Linked DNA regions of Homo sapiens: region 1 is linked to region 2. Evidence: read pairs that join two places in POLR2A ChIA-PET (ENCODE). Cell type or tissue: OCI-LY7. All regions are shown on one strand. Links, peaks and the distances in the headings refer to the core of each region. The heading gives the core; the rest is flanking DNA. Region 1 overlaps MGAT5B (alpha-1,6-mannosylglycoprotein 6-beta-N-acetylglucosaminyltransferase B). Region 2 has its middle 51 kb from the start of SNHG20.

Region 1 (5,370 bases), core at 277-5,276, 160 kb before region 2:
TGCAAAGATAAAGCAAGGGAAGGGGCCTCAGCAGCATCTGTCAAACGGCGAGCACTCCATCAATACTTAATGGATGTGTCGAGTCTGAAATGGGGGCACTGCAGCAAAGCGTGTTTATGAAAGAGGACCAAGGAGGTGCTGGAGTGTCTGTGTGGGAGAGGCTGAGGATTGAGGTGGGTGGGGATGGGAGGGAGCAGTCGTGAAGGTGAACCGGAAGGGTGGCTTGGGGAAGGGCTGGTGGGAAAAGTGGTGCATGGGAAGATGGGGTGTAGACAGAGATTCATAAACTACCTGGCTGCCACCCCTGGAAAGGAGGTGTGCCTATCTGGGTGGGCTGCTACAGAGGCCTTGAGGAAGTTGAACCTCCAGAAAGGTCAGGGGTCTAAGAGGTGGGAATTAGGGATGGGGGAGAGGAGGGGTTTTTGGCCGGGCTCTGGTTTTTATGCCTATCTCCCTAAGGGGGTTAGAGAGTCAAGGTAACTCACCTACCCCATGGCTCTTGCCCCATCTGGGCAGGATCAGACTCAGTGCCCCAGAGTGCAAGGGGTGTAGGAGCCCTGCTGTGCTCGGTGCTATGCAGTTTTGCCTGGGTATGGGGGTGGGGGTCCAACCCCAGCTGCAGGTCTGGGTCTAAAGATGGATGGAACCACATAGGAGAGCACTTGCCCAAGGTCATACAATTGGACTAGAGGTGTGTGTGCATTCGTGTGTACATGTGCATGTGTGTGCATGTGTGTGTGCGTGTACGTGGTCTTAAACTTTTTAATGGGGTATCATATACACAAATGAACAATCCATGCAACTAACAACCCAGAGCAAGGACCAGAACGTGATCAGTCCCCAAGTGTCCCCATGCCACTTCACAGTCATTACTCACCCAAGGATAGTCACGACTTGACTTCTGATCACATAGAAGAGTTCTGCCTGTTTTTTGGACTTTGTGAGCATGGAATCGTTTCAGGAGTTGATATGGTTTGGCTGTATCCCCACCCAAATCTCATCTTGAATCGTAGTTCCCATAATCTCCACCTCTTGTGGGATAGACCCTGTGGGAGGTAATTGATTCATGGGGGTGGTTTACCTTGGTGCTGTTCTTGTGATGGTCAGTGAGTTCCCACAAGATCTGATGGTTTTATAAGGGGCTTTTTCCCTTTTGCTCGGTACTTCCCCTTCCTGCTGCCATGTGAAGAAGGACATGTTTGCTTCCCCTTCCACCATGATTGTAAGTTTCCTGAGGCCTCCCCAGCCATGCTGGACTCTGAGTCAATTCAACCTTTTTCATCTATAAATTACCCAGTCTCAGGTATGTCTTTAGTAGCAACGTTGAGAATGAACTAATAGAGGAGTAGTCTTTTGTGTGTGTCTTTTCTCTCAGTAGTACATGTGTGAGACTCACTATCTTGTATGCGGTTGTAGTCACTTGCACTTTTTTTTTTTTTTTTTTTTTTTTTGCTGTGTAGCCTTCCATTGTGTGAGTACACCACCATATTTTTATCCATCCGACCATTGGTGGGCATTTGGTCGTTTCCAGTTTTGGGCTTTTGCGAACAGTGCTGCTATGAATATTTCAGTGCACGTCTTTTGGTAAACATACGTAGGCATTTCTGTTGGGTATACCTAGGAGTGGAGATTCTACGTGTTGTAACATTAGTTCTCAGACCAAGTTTATCCAAGCCAGTCTTTTCACATTTCCCAGGCCTCAGAAGCTGAGTGCCTGGAATACAGAACTGAAGTCCGGGAGAAGGAGGAGACAGACAAGAAAAGGGCCGCTGAGAACCCAGGAGAGCTGACCCTGATTCACTTTAGATCCCGACTCGCATTGTCCTCCATGATTTCTTTCATACCCTTGGATCAAGCTAATCTGCTTGGGCAGACCCAAGGCAGGGACTCAGGCCGGGAAAGCAGTGTGCAATGTGGGTTTAACATCCTGATCCTGCAAGAGAAGCCCCTCAAACTACATCCCCACGCAGTGCCTGGGGCAGCCCTGCAGAAAACCTAGGAGGTACCAGCATTTCCACTTAGGAGATGCCTGAGGGAAGGATTAGGGCTTCACGGGGAGGTGCTTGGCAAATTGCTTGGCTGAATCAGGCCTGGGGAGGGATCTTGGAAGTCCTGGGCCAAGGTTGGATTGTTGGATAATGCACGTTTTGTTACCCAAAAGAAATCTGCGGAGTCTAGACAACCCCAGAGCAGAATCAGGAGAAGGAAACCCTCTAAGGCCCTGCTATTTAGAAAAAAAAAAAAAAAATTGCATTGGTCAACAAAACAATCTGTGTACAAATGGGAAAAACAATCTCTCCTCCCCTGTCAAACCGGTGACAGAAGTGGGGTCCCACATGGACTGTGGCTGCGAAGGGAGAGGGAGGAGAAGGCTTTTCTCGAAAAGAAGAGGAGGGCGTCATTCAGCCTCTTGTGGACTGTGGTCTATGTGTGGGGCCTCCAAATTCTCCTCTGTGCCTGTTTATACTTCATGATAAACTGCGTACTTTGGGGATGAAATGTGACTGACATCTCATTCTGTATTCTGCACACTCATCTTAAAGATTCAAGAGAGGAGGCTGCATGGGGAATCATGACCCGGAGGAGATCTGACTTCTTTCCCTCTTGCTGCATTTGGGCTGGGCCTGGGCTCTGGGGAGGGCTTTCCGGCATTGCCCCCTCCCAGGCAGCTCTGCCCCACTTCCCACCCCAGGTCCTCCTCCTGTTTCCTGCCCTTCCAGCCCTTCTCGCCTAGGCCTCCTTCCCCATGTGGCTGCAGATAGTGCTGTGAGGCTGTTTCCTGCCCTCTGACTTGTCTTGAAGAAGCAGTGGTAGGAGGCTGGGTGTGGTGGCTCACGCCTGTAATCCCAACACTTTGGGAGGCTGAGGCAGGTGGATCACCTGAGGTCAGGAGTTCGAGACCAGCCTGGCCAGCGTGGTGAAACCCCATCTCTACTAAAAATACAAAAATTAGCAGGGTGTGGTGGCACGTGCTGTCATCTCAGCTCCTCGGGAGGCTGAGGCAGGAGAATTGCTTGAACCAGGGAGGAGGAGGTTGCAGTGAACTGAGATTGCGCCACTGCACTCCAGCCTGGGTGACAGAGCAAGACTCTGTCTCGGCTTAAAAAAAAAAAAAAAAAAAAAAGTAGTGGTAGGAGGCTATCTTTTGGGAGGGGTCTGTAGGCTGAAGGTCCATGGCACAGCTGCATGTGTCTACTGGGCCCTGCCAGACCTCCCAGGCCTCCACCAGGGATTGAACCTGGGGAAGGCTACCTGGCTCTGTGGATGGCTCTGGCTCTGGCTCTGGCCCTTGGTACTAAGGGGCCCTGGGGCTCTTCTCTCAGGCTTGATGGATGGGGGACCGGGGCCCGGAGGTCTGAGGAAGAGCCTGGTGTGGCCTCCCACGGCCTGTCCTTGTCTTCTCTGCTGCCCGGAGCCCAGAGCTCCCGTGGCCTCAGCTGGTTTCTGCGGTGAGCGAGTACAGAGAGATAAATGTGCGCATTTCTCCAGCTGCACGAACACCCAGTCACAGTTCCCTTCTCAGTGCCAGGGAGGTCTCTGCTTTCTGGAGAGATGGGGGCTCATTCAATTTCCAATGGTAAAGGGTGGGGATGGGGACAAGAAAAGGGGGACGAAGGAGGATGAGAGAGACAGAGAGAGACGAAGAGCGTCTGGGGAGGAGACGGGGCCTCGGTGGGTAATAAACACATCCCGTCTGTAAATGAGAGGATCTATTTGTATCTCCCAGCGTCCCAGCTTTCCTTATTTATATGGAAATATGGAGGGAACGTGTGCCTGTTCTGAGTTGTATCACTGGGGCCTCACATTAGATATATTTCAATTTAGCTGATGCCAAGAGTGGTGAAGTGACTCTGGGGAAGCGATGTCAGCTTGCTCTGCTGACAGTCCCGGGGCCAGTGGTGGCTTTTAGGGGAGTGGGTCACTGGGGGAGAGTCGGCCTGACCTGCTTCCCTCCTGGGTACCCACCCCCTGCCTAGTCTTTGGGCATTTCCAGAGCACAAAATGTGCCTGGTACCCCGAGGGCTCATTGGGAAGGGGTAGGGGCTGTCTCCCCAGGTCTCAGGGGTTTCTGGAGTTCCATGCCATCTGCAGAAGATGGGAGCAGCTCCTGAGCCCCTGGCACGGGGGGACTTGGTCCAGTCTGATGGGGTGGGGCTTGAAGAACTACAGAAGGGGCATCTGGTTCCGCAGGCATGGTCATCGTGAAACCCAGGCTGCAATGACCCATGCCTCTGTATGTCCTCAGGGTTTTTGTTTGTTTGTTTGAGAGAGGGTCTCGCTCTGTTGCCCAGGCTGGAGTGCAGTGGTGCAATCGTGGCTCACTGCAGCCTCAATCTCATGGGCTCCAGCAATCCTCCCACCTCAGCCCTGAAAGTAGCTGGGATTACAGGCACATGCCACCATGCCCAGCTAATTTTTGTATTTTTTATTGAAAAGGGGTTTTGCCATGTTGCCCAGGCTGGTCTTGAACTCCCGAGCTCAACCAATCCATCCACCTTGGCCTCCCCAAGTGCTGAGATTATGGGCATGAGCCACTGCACCTGGCCTGCTGCCAGTTTTTATAGGAGCGTTTCTTTCTTTTCCCATTTCTCTAATCTCCGGAGGCAATTAGGGGAAGACACAGAAACAGAAGTCAGGGCGATAGAGACTCAGAGCTCAATGAGCCCAGCCCCCTCATTTTACATGAGGGTAAATTGAGGCCAAGAGAAGGACGGTGACCTGCTCACCTGTCTGGTCCGCAGCAGAGCGGGCCTGGAGTCCAGGCTTCTGCCCCATCCCCCTTGACTGGGCCCATGCCACCATGCTGCTGCTGCAGCCTCCACTTTGTTGACTTTCAGGGGCCTCTGCAGCTCTAGGCCAGCCCTCATAGTTTTTGGCCCATCATCTGTTTTTCAGCCTGCTCAATGGGACTGGGAGCGTGGGGTGTGGGTAGGGAGCTGTGACCGTGAGGTTTCTGGGAGGGGGCTCAGGCGATAGGCAGGGGCAGAGGAAGCTTGGGGTGGGCTTGGAGAGTGGGACCAGTAGTGCAGCAGGCAGGGTGCCAGGCCTAAGGCGCTCCAGGGAACACAGCGTCACCCCAAAAGCCACGCTGTGGGCTCAGCACCACTGGGGTGCTGCGTCTGCAGGAACGAGCTGCTGACCAGGCTCTGTGGTCAGTCAGGCCTGAGTGCTCTGGCCACGGCACCGCTATGGTGTCCCAGCTGTGAGACACCTTATGGGATGAAACATTCCTTTTTTCATCTCAGTCCTTTGGGGAAGGGACTACTCCAGCCCGAGCTATGAGCGACAGCCCACCAGGGCTGCCCAGTGAGGCCACGCAGGCTGTGCGCTGCACGACTCCACGACAGACACCCTTTAGGCGGCCACAAT
Region 2 (5,370 bases), core at 324-5,323:
GGGAACATTGCGAGGTGACCACATTTTTCAAAGCTCAAATTGAGACAGATGGTCTGCCCAAAGATGTTTTCCCGATTTAGCCATTTACTTATATAAAAAGCGTTACAAAAAAGTGCACACACCAATTCACATTTGATTGTCCATTTAATGAAACGTGGCTGAGGAGCAGAATCATGCCTTGACCATTGGGGGCACCAAGCGGCCTGGATGGGGAGTGTGGGGCAGGGAAGAGGGTGAAGAGGCCCCCAAAGGGAGCCCAGGATAGAGATCTTCGGAGTGGGGGTAACCCCTGGGGAGTCAGCCCCCTCCAGGCCCAGCCCTGGGATCAGGAGGCTCTGGGCCCCCCTTTGCAAACCCTCCCTCAGAACTGGCTATAAAAAGTGGTTTGCTCTGGGCTGTGGCGGTGATAAACAGTCCCCAAAGACTCAGGAAAATGTCTGCAGCTCACCAGCTGGTTCTTCACTCCGAGCCATTACTCTGCAGGGCAGGTCTCAGAGACTGGAGGTAAGCCCTGTGCCCCCTGCCGAACTCAAAGGGGCTCCTGTGGGTGAGGCCCCACGTGGGGGCCTGGCCCAGGGCCTCCTGCCCCACTGTGCTGTGCAGAGATGAGGCGGCAGAGGCTGAGAGGGGCTCAGCCAGCCCCCACCGGGGTCCTTATGCCACAGTCATGGCGTCATTTTATCAGCAGTACCAGCTCACGAGTCTCGAACATTTACCTGGTGCTGAGACCTGATCTTGGTACTGCAGACTTGAGCTCATTCTGAACTCATGTGCCCAGGTGAGAAAGATGCCATTATTAACCTCTCATTTTACAAACAGGCACAGAGGAGGCAGTGACTTGAGTAAGGCCACACAGCTCGTAAGCAGTGGAGGTGGGATTTGAACCCGGGTCCATGTGACTGGGTGCCTCTGCGAGCAGTCACCCCCTCTCCTGTACCAAGGCTTTCTGCAGACATCTACTTCCTCTCTGTGTGAATTTTCCCAGAGTGGGACCACCCCTTCCCTGACTTCCCCCACTCCCACTGCTGCCCCTCGCCCAGCCGCTGCCACCTGGGATTGCCTTGTCACCTCCCAGCCAGGCTTTGCTTTGGGGATGGGAGTGGAAAGGTAGGCAGGAATGGCTTCACTCTTTTGCCCAGTGACCCTCTTAAACAGGGCTTCTCACGCCCCACACCAGCCACTGTAGGTGTCACAGAGAAGGGCTGGGTCCTGAATTTCCTCTTCTCAGGATCTGGCTGAGGGAGGGCAAGCTCGGTGGGAGGAGGCTCTCGAGGTGTGCACCTTTCTCCCTTAGCTGGAAGCAAGGGCATGGATGGGGATCGTTCATTTGAGGGTGACCCCAGGAAGCAGAAATGAAGGACAAGCCAGTAAAGGTTGTGTTAGGAGCCTGAGGCTCAGACTGCTGGGGACTCGCTAGGAGCTGCTTGGGATGTGCCTCAGCATCACCTCCCACCCCAACACACACGGGCCTGGATGCGGCGACTCCAGGCCTCCGTGTTCCAGGGTTGTCCCAGGGGACGTTGGCCCCTCTGCATTTTGGGACTGCCCTGAGTGTGGGCTGAAGGTGGAGACAGTTCAGGGCAGTACTTGGAGGTGAACAAGGACTGTCCCTGGGGTCCCCATTGTCTCGGCTGAAATCAGAGGCCAGCAAGCACCTGCTGCCTCTCCCCAAGACACACCATCCAACCCTCCGGCCCAGCCTTCCCCTGCCCTCTCTGGACGTGCCAGGCCTCTGTGCCGTCCCCCAGGCTCACCCTTCTGCACCTCTCCTCACTACAACACTCAACTCCAGCATCACCTCACCTTCCAGGGAGCCAGTCTCTCCGTCCTCTGCAACCTGTAGCCATCTGCACAGGCCTCTGCCACCAGGATAAGAACCATTTGGGAGACACTCACTATGTGCCAAGCACAGCTCAGCGGTCTATGATGGGATCCATCTAACACCATCACACTCTGCAATGGGCTCATGAGCATCATCTCTTTACAGACAAGGAGAGATGCTCAAAGTCACATGGCTGGAAAGCGCAGGAGGCAAGATTTAAAGCGACTCCTGGTCTGACCTCAGCTGACACAGAGCCCTTAACGGGCAGCGCTGGAATCACTGGTGCGATGTCCATCTCTCCCCTGGACAACAAGCCTCTAGGGCAGGTGGGGAGTGCACAACAGCTGCCCGTCCACATTCCTAGCACCCAGTGCTGTGCGGGTGCGTGGTGTGCACTCAGATGGGAAGGTGTGCACACAGGCCGACAGATGGAGTCCAAGCTCTTATGCCTTTCAAACTCTCACTCCCACAGGCGGCCGCCGGCAAAAATAGCCAGCTCATTTGAATAGAAGGGCAGGAGGAAAAGACAAGAACCCAACTTCAGACAAATGGAAATTTTCAAAAGAGGAAGGCAGCGGCCAAGCCCGGCGGAACACAGCTCCAGCCTAGCAATTTAGCACGATTAACTGAAGCCGCAGCCCCAGTCAATATAATAGTGGGCGCATTATCAGTTTTGCCACAAACCATTATTCATTATCTCTGGGTTGTGTTGGCTCACCCTCAGCCGGCTGGAGCGCCGCGGCTTCTCCTGCAGCCAGCTATATTGTAATCAGTCACATTACAGAGAAACGTTCCTGGAGGAAATCGTGCCATCGCCTGGCGTGTCAGCTGCTCGCAGATCGGAATAGGAATGTTCCAAGGTGCAGTAATGTGGTGTGACATTGTGCGAGTTAATTTATAGAAAAATTAAACATCATTTGGAGCCGAGCAAGGGAGATGAGCGGGGGACTGGCTTGGTTTCAGACAATATTTAAATGGCCTCGGGGTATTGATTCTGCAGGAAATCTTTGCAAGGACTCACGGTGGTTAATAAATGTTTGTCCAAAATCCCCCAACTCAGTCTAGACGTGCACAATGAAGACTTAGAAAGCAAAATATAGCTCCAAATTGCAAGCGTTTCTTTGGCGTAATGAGTCTTAGAGAGATGTGGGGAACTTGGAGGAGGGACGCTGGGAGCAGCTAGGGGTGGGGGTGGGGGTGAGAGAGCAGAAGTCACCAACTAAGAAGACAGATCCCGAGTCCCCTCCATGGGCCAAGCAAGGTGCTGGGGCTGCCAGGATGGGGCCACGCAATCCCTGACCTTGAGGGAAAGAGGAGACAGGGCAAAAATGCACCTAACCAAGGCCAAGGTCTGACTGGAGCAGCTAGGGAGATGCCCTGATCCCTTCCTCTTCACCCTGTGGGAATCCTCCACACTACACAGTAGAAGGTGGCCAGACACATGGCACCAATACTGGACTGATGAGACACCAGCTTATTACTAGCAGATACTTCTGGAGGAGGAAGACACTGTGGGCCATGCAGGACCACATGAGGGTACACCCCAGCGCAGAGTGAACCAGAGGGGCTGTGAGGGGCAGCCTTTGTAGTAACAAAAGGGTGAGCTGCCCTCTGATTGGCTTGTTTGAATAATGCTACTGGCTGGCAGGGAGGTGAGACCGTTAGATTGAAGACACGTGGGGCGTAGCCAATCTAGCTGATGCGGGAACCAGGTAAGCAGCCTTTCCTGCTGGGTGGGGGGGCGTGCCTGGTGAGAACAGGAGGCCTCACAGCTACTAGGCCCATTCGGGGCTTTGTGGGGCTCAAAGATATCAAAGCAGCACTTGTTGATTTTATTTTATTTTATTTAGAGACAGAGCTCACCTTGAAGCCCAGGCTGGAGTGCAGAGGTGCAGTCGTAGCTCACTGCTGCCTTGAACTCCTGAGCTCAAGGGATCCTCTTGCCTCAGCCTCCCAAGTAGCTGGGATTACAGGCATGTGCCACCATGCTCAGCTAATTTTTAATTTTTTTGTAGAGACAGGGTTTCTCCATCTTGCCCAGGCTACTCTCAAACTCCTGGGTTCGAGCCATCTTCCTGCCTTGGCTTCCCAAAGTGTGGGGATTGCAGGCATGAGCCACCATACCTGGCCAAAGCAACACTTAATATAGCATTTTTTTTTTTTTTGAGATGGGGTCTCGTTCCGTCGCCCAGGCTGGAGTGCAGTGGAGCAATCTCAGCTCACTGCAGCCTCTGCCTCCCAGGTTCAAGTGATTCTCCTGCCTTAGCCTCCTGAGTAGCTGGGATTACAGGCACCTGTCACTACGCCTGGCTAATTTTTTGTATTTTTAGTAGAGATGAGGTTTCACCATGTTGGCCAGGCTGGTCTCGATCTCCTGACCTCAAGTGATCCGCCCACCTCGGCCTCCCAAATTGCTGGGGTTACAGGTGTGAGCCACCACGACCAGCCTTAATATTGCATCTTGATTTGGAGCCTGGCAGGGCAGGAGGTGCAGGCGAGGTGAGCGTGATGGGAAGGGAGCACCCCCTGCCACGTGGATGGCTGGAGGTGCTGAAGGCCGCTTGGATGGGTGGAGGTGCTGAAGGCCGCGTGGATGGGTGGAGGTGCTGAAGGCCGCGTGGATGGGTGGAGGTGCTGAAGGCCGCGTGGATGGGTGGAGGTGCTGAAGGCGTTACAGAGCAGGCAGCATTGGAGGCTGGCCTTGAAGGGTGAGTAGCATATCAGGACAAAAATGAGAGCAAGGGCTTCAGAGCTGAGAAAATCTCATGAGTAAAGGCACAGGGACAGGAGACAGTGCAGGGCTTGAGAGATGGGTGGGCGGAGAGCCTGCTGTGAAGAAGAACATAAGGTGTGGGAAGGGGAGGCGGTGAGGGGCCGGGAAGGTGGGAGGCAACAGATTGCAGAGGGTCAGGGGGCAGGAATTCTTCAACGTAGAGAAGAAAAGATTCAGACAGAAAAACAACCCCTAGCTGTGGTGGCTGTAATGATCACCAGTCTATAAAGGACTCTTACGGAGAAGTTGGTCCCCACATGCTGCAGAGACCACCTGGACCTAAACACCCCTCAAATGGTGACTCCCAGCCAGGGTTCTCCCTGAATTCCAGACTCAGATGCCCAGAGAGATCTCAAACCACCGCTCGTTTCATGAATGCCTGTGAGTCACCAGGCAGAGTGTGAGACCTTGTGGGTCCATCAATGGATAAACCGAAGAGGGTCCTGCCGTGAGGCGCTCCTCTTCCAACCTTTGCCTCCCTAGAAGGATGTCAGCAATGCCTGGGCAAGTCCACACTGAAATGCACGTTCCTGCTCTTTCTCTGCAGAGCCACATCTCCTACCAAAGTCTCCAGAGGGGTTTGGAGCCTGCAGTTCCAAAGCTTGAAGCCCCGGTGTCCTAACCTGGCTGCTCATGTGGCCTGATCTGCCAAATCCGGCATTGGCCATGTCCTGCCATTACTGCCAAAACGTTTCTCAGATCTGTGCCTTCTGCCTTCCCCTTTCTTGTGATCACAGGCTGGTTCAAACCTGTTCAAATAGAGGGACACGGCCAA

What was found. Peaks named below come from ENCODE experiments on the same cell type or tissue, not always from the same donor. Only the 100,000 strongest peaks of a DNase experiment are listed, where the experiment ranks them.
Region 1: POLR2A ChIA-PET joins it to region 2 with 5 read pairs; 7 of 35 experiments call an interaction of 5 or more read pairs at or near these places.

What each region holds. Positions count from the first base shown.
Region 1 is chr17:76,874,228-76,879,597 of GRCh38, forward strand. The region is part of intron 2 of MGAT5B (alpha-1,6-mannosylglycoprotein 6-beta-N-acetylglucosaminyltransferase B); the gene reads left to right. Among named protein-coding and RNA genes, the nearest start is that of MGAT5B, 8.5 kb to the left of the region's middle. In OCI-LY7, for the core only: no CTCF peak of the experiment used is centred there; no DNase peak of the experiment used is centred there.
Region 2 is chr17:77,034,696-77,040,065 of GRCh38, forward strand. No RefSeq gene overlaps it. Among named protein-coding and RNA genes, the nearest start is that of SNHG20, 51 kb to the right of the region's middle. In OCI-LY7, for the core only: CTCF peaks have their summits at 367, 2,274 and 2,478; DNase peaks (open chromatin) are centred at 2,306 and 3,426; H3K4me3 peaks cover 1,995 bases; H3K27ac peaks cover 2,542 bases.